Linked DNA regions of Homo sapiens: region 2 is linked to region 1. The links are chromatin loops, found by intact Hi-C in ENCODE. Cell type or tissue: dorsolateral prefrontal cortex. All regions are shown on one strand. Each heading gives the region's core, and the rest is flanking DNA. Links, peaks and the distances in the headings are about the cores only.

Region 1 (5,000 bases), core at 1-5,000:
CTCCCCTTATATAATCCATAGGATTAAAGTGACGTGAAATCCTTTTCAATCACCATTTAGGGACAGTTACCGTGCAATGAGAGCAAGCAACTTCAGAATTTCTTTCGACCTGAAAACCTAAAGTCCTCTGAGGTAAGACCAGTGTGGGGAGTGGCCCTTAGAATGGTTGAGAAGAAGAGCTGGTCCCACCTGGAGGCAGGACCTCAGCGGGGATGGCTGGCTCCCTCCCTCTACCCTGGACACAGCAGGCACAGCCAGAATGCTTCTCACAGGCCAGTCATGACACTTGCTCATCAAGAGCTGGGGTGGAGCCCTGGAGGCCCTGCTGTGACTGGTGTTGGCCCTTCAGATGCTGGGGAGGTCTGGGGGTTCTGGAGGGGTCCAGGCAGTGGCTATACAGCAACCAGTATGGAAGTCCAGTCATATTTTCACCCAACCAGCTGCCTGGGCAGCCTGCGAAGAGTTTGAACCACCGAGGGCCAGACGGCAGCACCTCCCGGTTCTCACCAGTGGTGAGTAGTGAGGCCCTTTCTTCTCAGTATCACTGATGAGCAAGACCACGGTACTGTCAGGGCCTGCACTTGATCACTGCCCGGAGGTTCTACCAGCCCACCTGAGGGTAGCACACAGGCCTGCTCCATCGGAGGGTCCCTACCCAGACTGCGAAGGCTGCAGGTGCCACCCGGTGAGGCCAGGCCTGCCCCTGGCAGTTGCCCCTCTGATCTTCTCTCTCAGCTGGGCCTCTGCCCTAAGACCTGGGCTCCCAGCTTCATGAAGCCCTCTGATGTCCTTACTCTCTGCCCATCTTTCCATACTTTGTCTCTTAGATTGCAACTTGGTAGAGAATGAAGAGGGTGGAATTTGCCCCAGGATTTTCAGAAGAGGGGATTTCTGGACAAGTATTTTTCTTCCTCACTGCATCCCCAAAATGCCTTTCCTGACCCTGCACACGGGTTGCCCCCCAGATACCAACTCTCCTCTTCATTTTCATCCATCCCAAGCCTGGCTTTAAATCCCACCTCTCTCAATTCTTAGGATGCCCTGCACCCATCTTGGAACATAGAACTAACGACCACCTGGCTTGCCTATCAGGTCCCAAGGGCAGAAACCGGGATCCCCCTAGCATGGACTGCACGGACCTGAGTGCACAGCTGGCAGGACACAGCCCTGAGTAGGAATGACCCCAGTGGGCAACTGCTGGGGACAACTGGTCTTGCCACTGTACTCTCCTTCCGCAGGTTTGCAAAGGATCCAACACTCCATAAGTATCAGGGGCCTGTGCTTTCGGGAATATGAAGAAGAAAACACAATGGCTGCCTTCGAGACAACAATTAGAGCGCTATAAATGACACACTGCCCAGAGAATCAAGGGCTGAATTTTTGGATCAGACTCAGTACAGGGGAAGAAACAGGAAAGGGGTCTTGCTGGAGCTGGTGTTTGGTGAAAAGCAGGGTGGAGTGGGACTTGGCTGGGAGTCAGGGAGAGAGAAGAGGCTCCGGTGTGGAGGGTGGGGCAGCTGGTTGAAGCAGCAGGTGTCAGTGAGGTGGGAAAGCCCCTCCCTCAGTCAGCCAAGTCCCCTGGGCTGGGCTGGTTCCTGGGGACAGCTCCCTGGGGACAGCTCCCTGGGCAGGCCAGCCCTGCTGCATTCCCCGGGCCCTCTGCAGGCATCACACTTCTCTCTGCCAGAGCCCCCTTCTCATTTTCTTCATCTTTGAGGGCCGGAATGGGTCTAGGGCAGACCCGACCACACCATGTGCCTGGCAAAGAAGTGGATGAAAACTGAGCTGGCATCACAGTAAGTTCTACCAAAGGCAGGCTGTACCTTTGCAGCTGCTGACATTCCATTAGCATGAGTGGCCCAGAGCGGATTTTCTCAACCCGACCACATCCTTTCTGGGCTGGGGCAAGTGCTCCACCAGTCACTCTGGTCTGATCTTTCACTCCAGGATCCTGGGAGGATCCAGATTTGCTCCTGAGATTTCCTTGGGCTGGCAGGTGAGCGCTGCCAGAGGGATTTTCTTCCACAAAGAACCCTGACCTGTGGTCCTCACCTTCTGTGCCTCTGTATGGCCTTCACAGCTTTCCCACTCTGGCTCTACCCTCCCTTCCTGCCATCCTCCCCATGACCTTGGGCGCTGGTACACTGATCACATGGGTATTAGCAGCTCCCTGAGCCTCGGAACAGGCTCCGGGACTCATCCGTGCTGTGCTTCTGCTGTAGCCTCTGCTGAGATCACCCTTTCCCCTCTGACATTCAGCCAGCTCCTAACCAGATGTCGCCCTCTGGCTTTCTGTATCCCCATGGGGGCTGTGCACAACCCCCTCTAAGACAGCCTTCCTGATGTCAGGATGTGGTTATCTGTGCCTCTGCTGGCTTGCCTCTAGTTCACTGCAGAACTTTCTCCCACTTCCAACAGGGATCAGCAAACAACTCCACTCCCTCAGAAGGAGCAACTCAGCTGCTCTTCTGACTAAGGAGCACAGGCCCCCTCTCCATCCTGTCCACTGCAACGGGTAGCTGCTTCTCCTCACCCACCTATCAATGCTTAGCCCATTTCTTCAGGAAGCCTGGCGGAGCCCTGGCATGCCGTCAGGACTGGTGGGTGACATTCTGGGGCCCTCACAGCCAGGGGGAATCGAAGCTGTGGCCACAGCCTCACCAGAACGCTGTGACTCCTGGGGGAAGCTGGGGGGAGGCTGCTGGCAGTCGGGGCTGGGGATAGAGTAGGCAAGCCTAGGCTCCCCTTCCCCTTGCTTACCTGTCTTATAAACCAACTGAGCCTAAAACACCACTTGAATAAAGGATTCTGAGACTAAAAAAACTATTTCAATCCCACGGCTCCAGCCCTCCTCCAAGATGTCCCTATGTGACCACGCTGTCCTTCTCTGAATGTCTGGCACTGTGTTCCATTAGCACTTAATTACTTTATACATATATATACACACACACACACACACACACACACACTTGGGGCTCAGGACACACCACCCTAAAATATGACTGTTTGAGACCAGAATATGCCACCCCAAAATATACTTTGGCATATTTTATATTTTGAGTTGGTTATTCCGAGAAACTGCAGACACAGAGTAGCTCTGAAAAGCTGCCCTTTTATAAAAGAAATTTCCTTTTTTTTTTTAAAGAGACAAGGTCTGGCTCTGCTGCCCAGGCAGAGTGCAGTGACGTGATCATAGCTCATTGCAGCCTCGATCTCCTGGGCTCAAGCAATCTTCCTGCCTCAGCCTCCTGAGTAGTTAGGACTAACAGGCATGGGCCACCACACCCAGCTAGTTTTTTAATTTTTTGTTAGACGGGGTCTCACTATGTTGCCTAGGCTGGTCTCAAACTCCTGGGCTCAAATGATCCTCCTGCCTCAACCTCCCAAAGCATTGGGATTACAGGCATTAGCCACACTGCCTGGCCTAGAAACTTCCACCTCTCAGGGAAATCTACATTAGTAAAAGTATCTATAAAGAAGAGGGCTGTTCCTGACAACTTCTATCACCCGAGAGATTTTTATCTGCATAACAAAAGGACCTTTATTCATCATCTCCTCTCTGTCACCCTCCTATAACTTGTCTCTACCACCCGCAGGAACCCCAATCCCCTTTTCCTTTCTGTAGCTCCAGATGCTATTAAGCTTCAATCATCCCGTCTTTCTTCGAATCTCATACTTGGTGGGACTTCTGTGCATACGTATATAATTAAATACGTTTTTTTTCCCGTTAATCTGTCATTTCAATTTAATCTGTAGCCCAGCCAAAGCCCTCCTCCCTAGAAGGGTGGAGGGAAGCCATTTTCCCTTCCCCTACTATGTATATAATCTTTTTTTGCCACCTAGGCTTAAGAGTTTAATAGTAAACTCATATCAAGCTTTTTTTTTTTTTTTGAGACGGAGTTTTGCTCTTGTTGCCTAGGCTGGAGTGGAATGGCGCAATCTTGGCTCACCGCAACCTCTGCCTCCTGGGTTCAAGCAATTCTCCTGCCTCAGCCTCCTGAGCAGCTGAGATTACAGGCATACGCCACCAGGCCCGGCTAATTTTTTGTATTTTAGTAGAGATGGAGTTTCTGCATGTAGGTCAGGCTGTTCTTGAACTCCTGACCTCAGGTGATCCACCCACCTTGGCCTCCCAAAGTGCTGGGATTACAGGCTTGAGCCACCGCGACTGGCGTATCAAGCATTTTTAATGTCAGACATTCTAGAATCAGTGTGCAGCCAGCCCGGCCTATGGATGGTGAAACCACCGTTTATCTTGTCCTGTGCCTCATCGTGCGTCCCCACCTGGTCTGCAAGTGCCTGCAGGCAGGGCCCCGCTGCCCTCCCCCAGCGTCTGGCACAGTGCTGAGCACACAGTATCTGCCTAGTCCTGGAGCCTGTTACTTGATTCCCCATAGCTGCAGTGTGGGCCGGACTCCCACAGCTGACAAGCAGAGCGCTGGCCAATTCCATTCCAAACTGTCCAGAAGCAAAGTTTTCCTCCCTGTGAAAGCAGGACCTGGGGAGGAACAGTGGGCTCCAGATGTGGAATCTTCTGGCTCCTCCTGACTGGGGTGGGGGTGGAGGGCCTCCATCCCAGGGGACAGTCACTGGGCAAGGCCAAAAAGTATCACTGAGGAGAGTCTCTGTGATCGAAACGCCTGAATACCGAAATCCAGCAGCTTTCAACATTTATGCCCTCCGACAAGAGCCATTCCAGAAGAGCAATGGTCACAGTACTGTCCTCGAGCCTCACACTGTGTCGTTACTCAAAGTGAATACACACTGGCCCAGGAATTAGAAACCCAAGCCAAAGTCCAAGCTCTGTGGTCACCCAGCTGGGCATGTCACAGGTCCCACACCTGTACAACAGGAGTAAAGTCACCTGTCCCACGAACTTCCACCAGGCTGAACTGTGATGACCTCTAAGTAGCAGCTGCATTCAGCTCTCCAGCACACAGGGAAGGGACTCCTGCTTTGAAGCCGCAGGCCGGCCCGATCCCAAGAAGCAAGTTTCTAGG
Region 2 (15,740 bases), core at 4,044-9,043, 220 kb before region 1:
GTCCAAGTCTTACTAATCTTTTTCTTTCCCCCTTCCATTCATCATACATTTATTGAGCACCGACTACATACCAGGTATAAAGTCTAGTACATAAGGTCCCAAAGGAGTGTAGGACACAGCCCCCACAATGGAGTTCTGGAGAAAATAAAACACATGGGGCTTGAGAAAAAACAGGGAATGTGTCTCCCCCATGGAGCACTCATCAGAAAAATCTGGAGTGACTTCCTGTGGGAGCACTCAGCATCCTGAATGAAGAAGCAGTCTCATTCTCAGAGGGAGTGGCTGCCCATTCATGGAGACACTCACTCACCCGTTGCCTCATTCATTCATTCATTCATTTGATAAATATTTGTTGAGTCCTCACTTTATCCAAGTGACTCATGAGATTGGTCACACTGCAGCCCAGGGCTGGCTGGAGTGTGTGTGGTGGGGGTGGTGGGGGACACCAGAAGCCCGGAAAGCTTTAGGGGTGTGTCACTTCTTTGTCAGTTCCTGTTAAGAGGCATGAGTCCCTGCTGGAAATGGTCTTGGGAAAGATGGGGTGGGCGTGGCAAGGGCAAGAAAGCTTGGAGTTTCATGGAGGAAAGGAGGATGGATACCAGCCTTCTCTGAGGGCAGGGTGCCAAACCCTGCCTGTAGTTCCCTTTGGAACAGTTTGCTCTGCCAAAGAGCAGGTTCCCTTTAAAGTTCTTTCCTTCCGTGATCATTTGGGGCTTTTCAAACAGCCCCATGAGGCATTGGGTCATATACCAGCCAGGAAAGCTAAGGCTAGGAGATTTATGATTTCCCCCATAGTCACTGGGCTATGTCAGGCCTAGGCTTAGGCCTGGCCTCCCCAGTTTCGTTGTAGAGGGCTATGTTCTTGACACCTTTGGACCCTGTATGCCAGACTTTACACCTGGTATGTGGTAGATACTCAACCTGCTCTCTCAGCAGGAATCAGTCAGAGGGGAGGAATCTCTGGCTCCACATAGTGAAGGAGGCAGGCCTCTGGAACAGAACACTTTAAATTTCAGACCAAAGTGATGGCCTTCATCATATCTAGCCACTGGCAGCTCTTTGGCTCTCACTCAGAAATTAAATGATAACTAATTACCAAATCCTAACTCCAATTGACTTCCAAACTTTACTTATTTATTTATTTATTTATTTATTATTTTATAAAAATATAAATAGAGAGAGGGTTTTGCCATGTTGCCCAGGCTGGTCTCAAACTCTTGGACTCAAGCCATCTGCCTGCCCTGGCCTCCAAAGTGCTAGGATTACAGCTGTGAGCCACCGTGCCCTGCATTTTTTTTTTTCTTAGAGACAGGGTTTTGCTTCACACAGTCTACAGTGCAGTGGTGCCATCATACCTCATTGCAGCCTTGACCTCCTGGGTTCAAGGGATTCTCCTGTCTCAGTTTCCCAAGTAGCTGGGACTACAGCTATGTGCTACCATGCCCAGATTATTTATTTATTTATTTATTTATTTATTTATTTATTTATTTATTTTTTATTTATTTATTTTGTAGAGACAGTGTCTTACTATGTTGCCCATACTGTTCTAGAACTCCTGCAAATTCTTTTTTTTATTTTTATTTTTTTCTGAGATGGAGTCTTGCTCTGTCGCCCAGGCTGGAGTGCAGTGGCGCGATCTCAGCTCAGTGCAACCTCCGCCTCCCAGGTTCAAGCAATTCTCCTGCCTCAGCCTCCTGAGTAGCTGGGCTTACAGGCACCATCATGCCCTGCTAATTTTTGTATTCTTATTGGAGATGGGGTTTTACTATGTTGGCCAGGCTGGTCTCAAACTCTGGCCTCTTGATCCGCCCGCCTCTGCCTCCCAAAGTGCTGGGATTACAGGCGTGAGCCACCGTGCCCGCGCCACAAATTCTATCCTTAATGTCCAAATTCTAACCCCTCCTTTAAATCATTCACTCCTTTATTCTAATGGGAATACATCACTCCACCCCTAAGGGAAACTTGGCCTCTCTCAAATCCTCATAGCCCCCAGTGGGTTCAAGCATCCTGGGGCAATGAGAAGGTCCAAAATAAGGGTTGCATGCATGCCAGGGAGGAGCTGGTGACACCACGAATTTGTCTTCATTATGAAAGTGACCCCCTTTCTCTCTCCAGGTACTCAGGCTATCATGTTGTCCCCAGGCCCTCCTGGAAGGAGGGGAAAAAACATGGTGTTAACCCTTCTAGATATTTTCTAGCAAGGCCTAAAACAGGCAAGGCTTAGCAGAAGAGATGAAGCATTAGCAGAAGGAGTCCAGGTATTTAGGCATGAATTCATTTATTCAGGCATGAATCAGATATAATCCCCACCTTCAGGCGGATTGCGACCTAGAGACAACTGATTTTCTTCTAAGAACGCTTACAATGAGTTAGGTACCAGTGTTACGTATTTTCCATGTTATATTTTATTTAATTGCTACTATCCCATGGAAAAGGAACTATTATCCCATTTTGTGGATGAAGGAACTGAGGCTCAGCACTAGTAAAGGGCAAAGCCAGAGACTGAAAGCCTCCTAAGTCCCCTTTCCTGCATTGTTTCCAGGTGGGGCAGGTGAGAAAAGTGATCCAGTAACCCTGGAGGCTGTTTCTGATTCAAGTCACCTCCTGCACCACCTAGGCCCGAGCTGCAGGCTGTGGAGCCAGGAGATGGGTCCAGATTCTCTCCTAGGCTGCACCCACCTCGGCTAGGCTGAGCCTATTAGATTGCAGGCCCTGTGGGCAGGGCTGTTACAATGGTCGCCTGGCGTCAGTGGTCAGGGCCTGGACCCTGGGAGTTCTGTTGTGTGGTTACTGCTCTTTTCCCTGGTGTGTCATTCTTGTTGACCACCAGGGTTCCAAGCCACTGGAGAGCTTCCCATTGAAGTCACAGCCAGACTTGCTTTCTCCACAAAGTACAAAGCCCTGCCTTAAAGGGAGCAATTCTGCTTCTATTTTATGAGTATTGTAAAATAATGCTATTTAGTAACTGGTTATGTCAGGCAGCTACTCTATGCCCAGCCTTGTGGAGAGGAATGACCCCTGCCCTTAAGGTGCTTACAACGTGGTCATAAAATATATGAACTAATGAGTAGGGCATAATAATAATAATAATAATAATAATAGATGACATCTGTAGAGCATTAACTGCATACCCGGGGCTGCAGCTTTCAACAGGACTATCTCATTTAATGCAAAATAACATCAGCACACATTATCGCAACTTTACTGCTGCAGTATGTAACAGGTGGGAAGAGCCAGGGAAATGGGATCGGAAGAACTTTCAAATTTAAATCTTGTCAAATACTACCTGCATGATGCTTGGAAGGAACCTGGAAGTTACTTAACGTATCTGAACCTCAGCTTCTCTAGCTGCAAAATGGGGAATATTTTAAACCCCTAGGTAAAAAGTTACCTGTGAGTCCTCCAGGAACTCTCTCCTTTGACACACATTCTGGTCAGCCCCACATTCTCCTGGGGGATCTGACTCTTCCAGAGAAAATTCCTGCTAGAGGTGTTAGTCCCTCCCATCCTCAGACCCCATCTACACAGGTGAGCCCCGAGGGCTGAGCACCAGGACAAAGCCTTCCAGCAGTATAGACATTTTTCTTCTTTCCCCCTACTTTGTTGTTTTTTGTTTTGAGACAGGGTCTCACTGTGTCGCCTAGGCTGGAATACAGTGATATGATCATGGCTTACTGTAGCCTCGACCTCCTGGGCTCAGGTGATTCTCCCACCTCAGCCACCCAAGTAGCTGGGACTACAGGTATGTGCCACGTTGCCTGGCTAACTTTTTAAATATTTTTTTCGTAGAGACAGGGTTTCATCATGTTGCCCAGGCTGGTCTTGAACTCCTGGGCTCAAGAGATCCATCCACCTCGGCCTCCCAAAGTGCTGAGATTACAGGTGTGAGCCACTGCACCAGGCCTACTCTCCTACCTTTTGTTTGTGTATTTTTTTGGTAACCACAATCCTTGATGTTTCCTAAAGTCCAGTAGAAGGATCTCATGAAAATTGTGGCATTCCCTCTCAGGATCAGCCACGGCTTTTGCACACTGTTCCAGTTGGAGGAACCAACCACTGAGCATATATTCTTAATAAACACAAAACACACACACACACACACACACACACACACACACACACACACACCTCGGCTCAGTCACCACTGCACCTGGGAAGCCTTCCTTAACTCTCCTGACAGGCTGGTCTCCTCTCTGACGCATGCTCCAGGCACCATCCACTTCCTTCTCCTTTGTTGCTTTTGTCATGGCTATTATTTTACATTTGTTTCTGCAATTATCTGATGAATGTCTTTCTGCGTCTATGCTGTCTCCATCCATGACAGGGATTATGTCTGTTTATGCTTCCCGCTCTCTTTCTACCACTCAGCACGTTCTTGCCACAGACTCTCAATAAATGTTGATGCATAAATAATGAATGACAGATGAGATGGATGGATGGATGAGCCTGCAGGATATGACAGGCAGAAGGGAGGGAAGGGATTACAACAGATATGCCTCCAAGGTAGAAGACAGCTTGGGATCAGGGCAGGCTCAATCTCTGCATAGTGGAGTAGGTGGCTGCCTGTAGTGCAATTTCAGGGTCACTGGGAAGGCCCTCCTCCACCTCCACTCCAGTGCATGACAACCATTTTATAAAAGGAGATGAAGCCTTTTGTTCCCCAAAGTGTACAGAGCTCAGGCCTGAATCCCACACTCCTGGGGGTGCCAGAGGGGCTCAGGGGCTTACATTCATAGTGCTAAGGGGTAAATGACTCATAGAGGCTTCCCTAAGAGCAAAGTGTGATTAGGGGGAGGGGGCAGTGTGGAGGAGGAGGGGAGAGGGAACTGGGGAGCTAGGATGGAACCCACATGGGGGAAAGGACCCAGAAAAGGCCAACCTTGACCTGCAGCATTGTTTTGCCTCTGCTGCACACAGCCCATTTCTACTGGGAATTAACAACCTTTTTGGTAAACCTGGTTCTGCAAATATTTGACGTCTGGAAAACTTTCAACAAAGACGGCGTTCGGAAGCCTGGCTCGGAGGCCCCAGGATGACAACCTAATTACATTCCTTTTAATAGCTCCTTCCCAAGTGCTCAGTCAGGGACATCTGCTCTGCCGCGGTTGCACCTTCAGGGAGGAATATTTTTAACACCGTCATGCCACAAAAGGAAACTTCTGAAGGCTGGATGAAAATGGCCTCTGCGTTCCCAGAGCCTCAGGGCCCAGGTAGGGCCTCAACTTCTCCCCCACTCCTTTCAGTACCACCCCCCAAAACAGGGCCAGGCTCCTTTCACAAGCAGAGGAGGTGGCTGGCTTACTAGGAAGTGTCTTTTTTATAATCTTTTTTAAAAATCTTCCTTTTTCAGTTTTCACAGAGGTAAATTCAATGTGCCAGGCCATCTCAGCCTCGCCCAGCTTTCCGTGTTAGCAGGGTGTCTGAAATAACCGTCCAGAGCACAGCAGAGCCACTGGTGCCAGCCCTGCGCGCTCCCACTGGGCCCCATCAGTCAGGGTGCTTTCTGCTCCTGGCTGCTTCTACCTGTTTACTGGACTTACCTCCACACCCCAGCTGGGGGTCCCCCGCCCAGACCCTTGCTATGGCAGAAGCCCCTGGGATCAACAAGGAAAATGCAAGGAGCCGAGAGGTAATCTACTCCACATTCTCTCCCCGCTTTCTGCAGACAAGTTACCTGAGGCCCGGAAAGGCAGAGAGTGGCTCAAGGAGTTAGCATTAATGCCGGGTTCACTCCCCTATTTTCAGCCAAAGAATGTGTTTGGGTGAGAGCTGCTCTGTTCATAAGTTCATCAAAAACACATCGGCAGGCCCTTGATTGAAGAGTGACCTCTTTATCTAGCAGCCTATTCCCTTTGACAGAGGAAGACCTCTGGAGCAAGAGGGAGCACCTGACCGGCTCTGGCCCCAACACCCATGTGCCCATCAGAAAGGAGCTGCTGAGTGGCGAGGGGGCGCTGTGCCGTGTCTGCACTGATGTGATTTTTAAGGATGGATGCCTTTTTTCATGAGAGGCTCTAGCACATGACAAGGGCACCATGGAGACTTTGTACTTACGCTTCCTCAAAGTCCTTCCCGTACTTTCAGTGAAGACAAAGCAGCAGCATTTCCCTGCAAGTGCCTAGGAGCAAAGAGTGAAAGCTTTACTTTACCCAGTGGAGATCTTCATTTCTCAGCCCACAGTCTGCTGGCCATCGGCTGGGTGCTGTTCCTTTCACTGCACACATAGTCTTTGTTGCCTTTTCCCTTCAGCTCTGATTTTTTGGTTGTTTTGTGTGTGTGTGTGTGTGTGTGTGTGTGTGTGTGTGTGTGTGTGTGTGTGCTTTGTTTTTTGTTTTGAGACAGGATCTTGCTCTGTCACCCAGGCTGGAGTGCAGTGGCGTGATCTCTGCTCACTGCAACCTCCACCTCCTGGGCTCAAGCAATTCTCATGCCTCAGCCTCCTGAGTAGTTGATACTACAGGTGTGCACTACGAGGCCTGGCTAATTTTCGTGTTGTTAGTAGAGACGAGGTTTTTTGCCACGTTGGCCAGGCTGGTCTTGAACTCCTGGCCTCAAGCGATCTGCCCACCTCAGCCTCCCAAAGTGCTGGGATTGCAGGTGTGAGCCACCGCACCCGGCCCGGCTTCAGCTCTGATTTGACCATCATAGACGTCCCTGGTTCCCTCAACTCTGGACTTAAGCCTCCATGGCTAACCAGCTGTCCGTTCTTTAGGCCTTCCTTTATTCAAATTCTGGAGGAAGGAATCTGATGGACTCAGTTTGCCTCTGGCTCCGGAAGCCCTCCCTCTAGGGTGCCAGTGTCTGGATGCAGTGGTCTTCAGTCAGGTGGACCTTCAGGGCTAATCCTTATCCACTTTGCATGATGGCAGGCCTGTGCTGCTTCCCTGAAAGGACTCTTGGGCATGGTGGACAGTCCACTGCTTGGCCCGGGTAGTACACAGGGGTGCTGTAGCTTGCAGGAAAGACCAAGGAGGCAACATGGCTGGGCAAAGGTGGGGCAAGACCTCGGTGATGTGGTCCAGCAGGGACCGTTAAAATTGGAAGAACAATTAAGTGCTCAACAAGCATTATGATGGAGAATTCTCAGGGGTTTTGGGGGCAGGAGGGAAGTGCACTGTGCGTGCAGCAAGGCTGGTGCCTGTGGTGAACTTGACTTATTCACCACCTCCACCAAGGCCATGATACAAGAATCAAATGCTGCCACTGCTACTACTCCTAGCCAACACTTAGTGCATGCCAGATATGATTCTATGTGCCTTCCATTTATTAACTCATTTAATTCTTTCAATGCCCCCTGAAGTAACTGCCATTCTCATTTTACCTGTGAAAACATGGAGGCTCAGAGAGATTATGTAAAGAAAAGGTCACATAGCTAGTACGTGGAGGAGCTGAGATTCAAACCCAGGAAGCATGTGCTCTTTTTTGTTTTCTTTTTCTTTTTTTTTTTTTCCTGAGGCAGGGTCTCCCTCTGTTACCAAGGTTGGAGTGCAGTGACGTAATCATGGCTCACTGCAGTTTCGACCTCCTGGACTCAGGTGATCCTTCCACCTCAGCCTCCCGAGTAGCTGGGACTGCAGGCACACACCACCATGTCTGGCTAATTTTTAAATATTTTTTGTAGAGATGGAGTTTCACCATGTCACCCAGGCAGGTCTTGAACTGCTGGCCTCAAACGATCCACCTACCTTGGCCTCCCAAAGGGCTGGGATTACAGGCCTGAGCCACTGCACTTGGCCGGCTTGTGCTCTTAATTGCTTTGCTATACTACCCTGCTGATAGAAGCAGGCGGCCACCTCCACCAAGCTGTTTGAGGAATGACATGCAGTCCTAACTGCCTTAGAATTTCTCCCCTCAGCTCTGTCATGCTTGTCACCTTTCTTAGGGTTCAGAAATTTCTGCTCTCAGTCACTAGTATAGTGGAAGATAGGGTGACCTCTGGAGAGCCCTTTGCCCTCTCCCATTAGACTTTCAGTCCTAAGCTACTACAAAATGAGCAGGGTGCATGTACTCTTAGGAGGAAGGGAGTTTTCAAAGGCTGGGGGTTGAAGGCAGTAACAGGTAATCTGGAGCTAATCTTGTACCGAGGCAGAGAAAGAAGCCAATAATACTTAGCTTGATTTGAGAAGTCTCAGGGAAGAAACTCACCACCCCAATACCTATCATTCCACCATTGTAGTTTGAGAGCAGCGCTGACCCATATAATTTTCTGTGGTGATGAAAATGTTCCATATCTATACCGTCCAGTTCAGCAGCCACTAGCTGCATGTGGCTAGAGAGCACTTGAAATTTGGCTGGTGTAATTGAAGAACTAAACTTCAAATTTTAATGCATCCAATTTTTTTTATTTATTTATTTTTGAGACAGAGTTTCACTCCTGTCGCCCAGGCTGGAGTCCAGTGGCGCGATCTCGGCTCACTGCCACCTCCACCTCCCAGGTTCAAGTGATTCTCCTGCCTTAGCCTCCCGAGTAGCTGGGATTACAGGCATGCGCCACCACACGTGGCTAATTTTGTATTTTTAGTAGAGGCAGGGTTTCTCCATGTTCAAGCTGGTCTTGAACTCCCAACCTCAGGTGATCCACCTGCCTCGGCCTCCCAAAGTGCTGGGATTACATGTGTGAGCCACTGCGCCCAGCCTTATTTTATTTTATTTTTGAAATGGAGTTTCGCTCTGTCACCCAGGCTGGAGTGCAGTGGCGCGATTTCGGCTCACTGCAACTTCCACCTCCCAGGTTCAAGCGATTCTCCTGCCTCAGCCTCCCGAGTAGCTGGGATTACATGGATGCATCACCACACCCGGCTAAGCTTTTTGTATTTTTAGTAGAGACGAGGTTTCATCTGTGTTGGTCAGGCTGGTCTCAAACTCCTGACCTCAAATGATTCGCCCGCCTCAGCCTCCCAAAGTGCTGGTATTACAGGTGTGAGCCACTGTGCCTGGCCATGAATCCAATTTTAAATGAAAATTGCCATATATGGCTAGTGGCAGTTATAATGGACAAGGCAGTTCTTGAGGCCTCCTTTAGAATATACATCCCACTGGGAGGATCGTACCTTTAGCAGTTATCTGCCAAAACCTTAGTTCAGGTAGTGCAGGCTGGGGACAAAGCTGCCAGGCAGGTGCCTTTCATCTGGCCAGCATCAGTGCTGAGGATCTCTAAGTCTGAATGCCCTCGGGCAGGGGAGGTGCTGTCCAGTCTCCATACCCCCTTGTTTTACTCCAGAGCTGAGTCACAAATTTTGTCACCTCTGAAGGCAATCCCTTAGTAAAGCCCTTCAGTCATTCTCAACGGTGTTTCATTTACTCCTTACAGCAGCCCTGAGATGGAGATGGGATTAAAATTGTATCTATTTTATGGGTAAGAAAATGCAGGTTCGCAGAAGCCCTCAGGAAGCGCCGTTCTCCAAAGCCAGCCCTACCTTTCCTGTCTCGTTTGAATAGACATTAGAAGCCAAGGACTTGCATCTGGGGCCTCCTGTCTGCGGAGCCTTGTTTTGTCCCGGCCATCAGCTCCTGTTGCCTTCAGAGTGCCTTTTCCCCAGTGCTCCATTCTTGTTTTTATTCAACCATCATCTTGATTCTTTTTTGTTTTTGAGACACAGTCTCGCTCTGTCGCACAGGCTGGAGAGTGCAGTAGTGAGATCTCAGCTCACTACAACTTCCGCCTCCCGGGTTCAAGCAATTCTCCTGCCTCAGCCTCCCAAGTAGCTGAGATTACAAGAATGAGCCATGACACCCAGCTAATTTTTGTATTTTTAGTAGAGACAGGGTTTCACCATGTTGGCCAGGCTGGTCTCCAACTCCTGAGCTCAAGTGATCTGCCCACCTCAGCCTCCCAAAGTGCTAGGACAGGCATGAGCCATCGCGCCCGGCCTTGATTCACTTTTAATGCAACCCAGCTGCTGTCCCATGGCTTACTTCATACAGCACATACACTTGCCCATGCTCCTGCCTGCCTGCCTGCCTGCCTGCCTGCCTGCCTGGGCTTCCAGCCTTCTGTGGTGCTGCCAAAGTTGAACCATCAGCAGATTTAACTGGGTGAACTGGGAGGGAAGATAATCCTCCAACTCTACCACCAGCCCATGCCTGCACCCCAGCCTCCACTCCACATCAAACCTGATCCTACCTGCATCCCAGTTGTCCTTTGACTTTATGCTGCTTTTCTACCAGCTTCTGGAATTTAACACCTGCTTGACTCATGCCCCCTTCCTGCATGGCCACCTCTGCCCCATCAACCACCTGGCAGGACCCACACTCACCTTTCTTGTCTCTCTGACCATGGCAGTCCACACTGAACTCCGTCTGCCTCTCTGACTTCCCTATCACTTACTTCCCCCTTTTTTGACTTAATGTTTACACTACTTTTTGACAGAGTAGTTAAGGAAAGAGCCCTGCCTGCAATTAGGAGGTGCAGGTTGTGTGAACTTGGGTGAGTAATAATTTGGCCTACCGGATTCTCCATTTCCAAATTTTGGGGATTTTCAGGGATTGGACCAGATCCATAATTTTTCAAACCGGTTTTTTTCAGGAAGGTTCTTCAGAGGTTGTTTTGATGGGTAGAGAGTGGTGGGGAAGGGAGCCAAGTCAATAGGAGCTTTAGGTTTCCCCTATTCCTTTCCACTAGAGATCCCACTCTGAGTGGCAAATGGACTCGGCTTCTAAATGCTACTGAAAGAAGAAGGAGAGGAGAGAAAGGAAGAAAGTGATTGAAAGCCCCAGATTTCTGGGCCTGGTGGCTCATACCCACCTATTATCCCAGCACTTTGGGAAGCCAAAGCAGGAGGATTGCTTGAGCACAGGAGTTCAAGGCCAGCCTGGGCAACACAGAGAGACCCCATCTCTACAGAAAAATTAAAAATTAGCTGAGCATGGTGGCAAGAGCCTGTCATCCTAGCTACTCAGGAGGCTGAGTTGGAGGATTGCTTGAGGCTGTGGGGTCAAAGCTGTAGTGAGCAGTGATCGTGCCCCTGAATTTCAGTCTGCAGAACAAGACCTTGTCTCAAAAAAAAGAAAAAGAAAAAAGAAAACCCCAGATTATTCATAATTAGATGATCCAAAGAGACTCTTGCAGCTCTAATATGGCAGAGTCCAAGTCTTTCCCCCCGAGGTGAGTTATAGGCATCTTGAGGGCAGGACCCACACCTGAGACATGGTTGTGTGCAGACCTCACAATGGGAGCCCAATGCCTGTGGAATGAAGGAAGGAACAATGAACCCTCTCTTGTTCTCATCTGTGATGTTGCAGTGTATCTCCCCTCACCAGCCAGACTGACAGGCTTGGTTCTTGCCCTTTTTGTGGTTTCGCCAGAGCTCCTAGCACAGAGCCTGCAGTCTGTCCACAAACCCTTCTTTCTAATTAGATGACCTCGTCAGGTGGGGGTGAAGGAAGGACCTCTGGAAGACACAATCTGTGAACTATAAAGCAGTGACTTTAAAGTACAATAAAACAGGCTGGGCGTGGTGGCTCACGCCTGTAATCTCAGCACTTTGGGAGGCTGAGGTGGGCGGATCACCTGGGGTCGGGAGTTCGAGACCAGCCTGACCAACATAGAGAAACCCCATCTCTAGTAAAAATACAAAATTAGCTGGGCATGGTGGCACATGCCTGTAATCCCAGCTACTTGGGAGGCTGAGGCAGGAGAATCGCTTGAACCCGGGAGGCGGAGGTTGCGGTGAGCCAAGATCGTGCCATTGCACTCCAGCCTGGGCAACAAGAGTGAAACTCCATCTCAAAAAATAAATAAATAAATAAAATAAAGTACAGTAAAACAATGTCAAAGCCCTGGGTGTAAGTCCTGCCTCCTTTACCACTTTCACCATCTCCAGCAAGTGACTTAAGTCCCTCTGAACCTCAGGTTTCTCAGCTGGATAATAATGCTTATGGTTTGCTTAGTATTTTGAAGAGACACTTTCTATCTAGACCCCTAGGCTGGGTGGGTAGGGTCATAAGAAATTCCCCTCTCGCCCTGAAACATTGTGCTCTCCCTGATATGGGCAGCTGAGAGGTATATTAATTGCTTCTTCATAGTCTGCTAGGCCCAAGATGAAACCACAACTGAAAGATTCATGGTTGAGACGTGAGAAGCAATCACTTGCTAATAAAACCCACACAGTAAGATGAGCCTTATAAAAACCACCGCAGAGTGACAGTGGCCAGAAGAGCTGCTTGGGAAGGGAGGGGACAGGACAGGGTGTTTCACTGAGGGAAGCCATGGGCCAGCCTGCTGGGACCAGCTCACAGGACACAGAAGAAAGCCATGGGGTTGGTGTGGCCTCAGAGATGTCATTTCATCTGCCAGGACCTGTGTCTACAGACTGTGGCTGGTGGGCCAGGCACAGGGCCTTCCTGGGGGATAAAACAATGAGGTCAGAGGGATTCCCCCCAGCATCACACCTCTCCTTTCAGTGGCCTCTCCCCTCCTTCCCATCTTCTTCAGATGCCCAAAGCCTCTGGAACAAGAAACAAGGAGAATGTCAGGCACTAGCAAGGAGTTCATTGGAGCACTTCTCCCACCCACCCCCACGACCTCTCTCAGAGGGGGCTGCATCTCCAGGGAATCCTGGAGAACGTCAACAGAGTTTTGTGAAAATATAATTGATGGGATTTAAAAAAACCAGATTTTAATTAAAATGTAGATTTCTGGCTTCTTTTGGAAAATGGAAGAACCAAAAGGGCTTGTCTCACATTCTCACTGGGTATGAATTGGAGGAGCTCAGCAGCTGCTGCCCTCCATAAAGGAGGCATTTATTTTATTATTATTATTATTTTTTAAGATGGAGTCTCACTCTGTCACCCAGGCTAGAATGCAATGGCGCAATCTCAGCTCACTGCAACCTCTGCCTCCCAGGTTCAAGCGATTCTCCGCTTCAGCCTCCCGAGTAGTTGGGATTACAGGCGCACGCTACCAGGCCCAGCTAATTTTTGTATTTTTAGTAGAGATGGGGTTTCACCGTGTTGGCCAGGCTGGTCTCGAACTCCTGACCTCATGATCCACCCACCTTGGCCTCCCAAAGTGCTGGTATTACAGGCATGAGCCACTGCACCCCGCCCGAGGAAACATTTATTAATACTTCTCGGTTTGCTGCAGTTCCTGCCTCTCCCAATTGTTCCCTGTCATTATCTGGCCTCTTTCTTCCATTTGTGCCACTGCCTGGCTCCTGCAGCATCTGAGCTTGTGGCCTTAGACTTTATTCAAAGAAATTACTTAGTAGTAGGAGGAGCACAGAGATGCATGAATATTTCTGGGCAGAGGAATATCTCCTTGTTCCTAATACCATTCCATTCTGGAGGCCGTCCCTCCTAAAGAAGCGAATCCTACCACACAGCTTCACAGATTGAGGTGCCCAATAAACTGCCAAAGGATTAGGAAGAAAGTTTGCATCGATCGGCACAGCTCCCTGCCCCCACAGCCTGCCCCCTCCAGCACCAACAGCTGCCTATTTTGTTACCACCAGCGAGTTGAGGCTCTGATCCCTCATCTCTCTGTGACCCAGGCTGGAGTCAGCTTTGTGCCTGGACCAGCCTGACCTTGCAGTTTGTTTTGTTATCAGGGCCTTTTGCTTTGTACCTACAGACTGCCTTGTTTGGGGTAGCCCCTCGCCTGAATGCTTGCCTTGGTTTCCTACCAGCCCCTCAAAGCTCTAGGAACAAATTGAATTCTGCCCTGCCCCTCCCACACAAAGTCTGCAGCTGAGCCTCACCCCTGGAATGCCTGTTGCTTCTGCTAGACTCCTTAAGCTGCAGGGCTTCCTTGATCCACTTCTGCCTATCCTGGAGGCTGACCTGCTCTGATCCCCTAGGACCTAGTGACCCGCAGTATGCCTCACCTATTGCCTGCCTGGCCCTGTGCAGGATGATGCCAGCAGAAGCAAAACTTGTTTGGAGAGTAGGAGTTAGGTGGGATTTTGACCCCCACGTACTCCCTCGGCCAGGCATCTTTGTGCACAATGTATGATGACCCTGAGTATGTTCTCCTGGGCCCTGAGCACCGGGCATCCCTATGTGGCCTCATCCTCTCACTAACTCACCCTTAATTCTGATACTCACCTCCCAGTTTCCTATCATTTCCTCTTCTTCCTTGTCTGACTCCTAATCCTGGGGAAGCAAACGGTTAATATAAATAATAATAATAATATTGAGATTCTGTTTGAGGCAGTGTACCAAGCATGACACATACATTATTATATATATATATAAAATATACCATATCATACCATGTCATATATATCATATAATATATATGATACATTATATGTCATATATAATATATGATACATTATATGTCATATATATGATATATTATATGTCATATATAATATACGATATATTATATAATATATCCCATATATATTATCCCATATATATCCCATATATATAATATCCCATGTATAATATATGATATATTATATATCATGCATATAATATACAATATATTATATAATATACAATATATCATATATTATATAATATACGATATATCATATATATTATATAATATACGATATATTACATATAACATAATATACGATATATTACATATAATATAATATATGATATATTACATATAATATAATATACGATATATTACATATAATATAATATACGATATATTACATATAATATAATATACGATATATTACATATTATATAATATACGATATATTATATATATAAAATATATCGTATATTTTATAATATATATATATTTTTTGAGATGGAGTCTCGCTCTGTCTCCCAGGCTGGAGGCAACCTCTCCCTCCCAGGTTCAAGTGATTCTCCTCACTCAGCCTCCTGAGTAGCTGGGATTACAGGCATGCACCATTACGCCCGGCTAATTTTTGTATTTTTAGTAGAGATGGGGTTTCACCATGCCGGTCAGGCTAGTCCTGAACTCCTGACCTCATGATCAACCTGCCTCAGCCTCCCAAAGTGCTGGGATTACAGGTGTGAGCCACTGCACCTGGCCCATTATTATATTTAATTTTTGCAACAACCAAGCAAGATAGGATTGTCATCCCCATTTTCCAGATGAGGAAACTGAGGTACAGAGAGGTCAAGGAATTTTCCCAAGGTCCATCACTAATGAGTGACAAAACTAGGATTCAAACCCAGATCTGTCTGTTGCTAAACCTTAAAGTTTTAACCACTCAGCTCTGTCTTCCAAACCAAAGAAACTAGAAAGGAGGCTCAGAGAAGCCAGTAATTTGTCTAGGGTCACACAGCACATCAGTAACAGAGCTGGAATTCAAACCCAGGTGAGCTTCTGTCACCAAGTCCAAAGCTCTTTCATGTGCTGAGTATATTCTTGGGGCTCTTTGCCCCTTAGTTCCTGGCTGATGGGCACACAGGAGGTGTTTACTTGCAGACAGAAGGACTTGCCTCATTTTATTTGATATGCCTAGATTGAATCAGTTTCTTATAGACTCTCTCCTAATTGCTTTGATATCAGCCAGGATGCCCTTGTCCTTAGACAGGTTAGGTGTTAGCTCAACCCCCATTTTCCCAAACCTGAAGGGCCTGGATTTCCAGCATGGAATGCAGATTTCCTAGGGTAGGAGAGGATAATGAATAGGATTTGATGTCCTAACATCCTAGGATAAATGAGGTTTTCAGAAGGTTTTCTGACAAGAGGGGCTGGCTGCTGGGAGGGGAAAAGAGGAACTGAAGTGCTGGTGGAAGGTAGCTGGGGAGCAGGTGGCAGGCTGAATCTGCTGAGCAGGATGTGCAGACAAATTTTATGCAGT

Evidence for each region. Peaks named below come from ENCODE experiments on the same cell type or tissue, not always from the same donor. Only the 100,000 strongest peaks of a DNase experiment are listed, where the experiment ranks them.
Region 2: it touches region 1 in a loop (1.8-fold over the local background); 18 of 110 quality-filtered maps call a loop at or near these places.

Annotation. Positions count from the first base shown.
Region 1 is chr2:47,040,645-47,045,644 of GRCh38, reverse strand. All of the region lies in intron 15 of TTC7A (tetratricopeptide repeat domain 7A), which reads right to left. Among named protein-coding and RNA genes, the nearest start is that of TTC7A, 100 kb to the right of the region's middle. In dorsolateral prefrontal cortex, for the core only: a CTCF peak has its summit at 2,293; DNase peaks (open chromatin) are centred at 2,193 and 4,345; H3K27ac peaks cover 5,000 bases.
Region 2 is chr2:47,254,603-47,270,342 of GRCh38, reverse strand. All of the region lies in intron 3 of EPCAM-DT (EPCAM divergent transcript), which reads left to right. It overlaps LOC107985882 (a long non-coding RNA gene), which reads left to right and starts at 4,885. Exons shown (of 3, transcript XR_001739451.1): 1 at 4,885-5,210; 2 at 5,351-5,629. RefSeq lists enhancers at 12,194-12,333, 15,584-15,733. In dorsolateral prefrontal cortex, for the core only: a CTCF peak has its summit at 5,946; DNase peaks (open chromatin) are centred at 5,102 and 5,952; H3K27ac peaks cover 1,943 bases.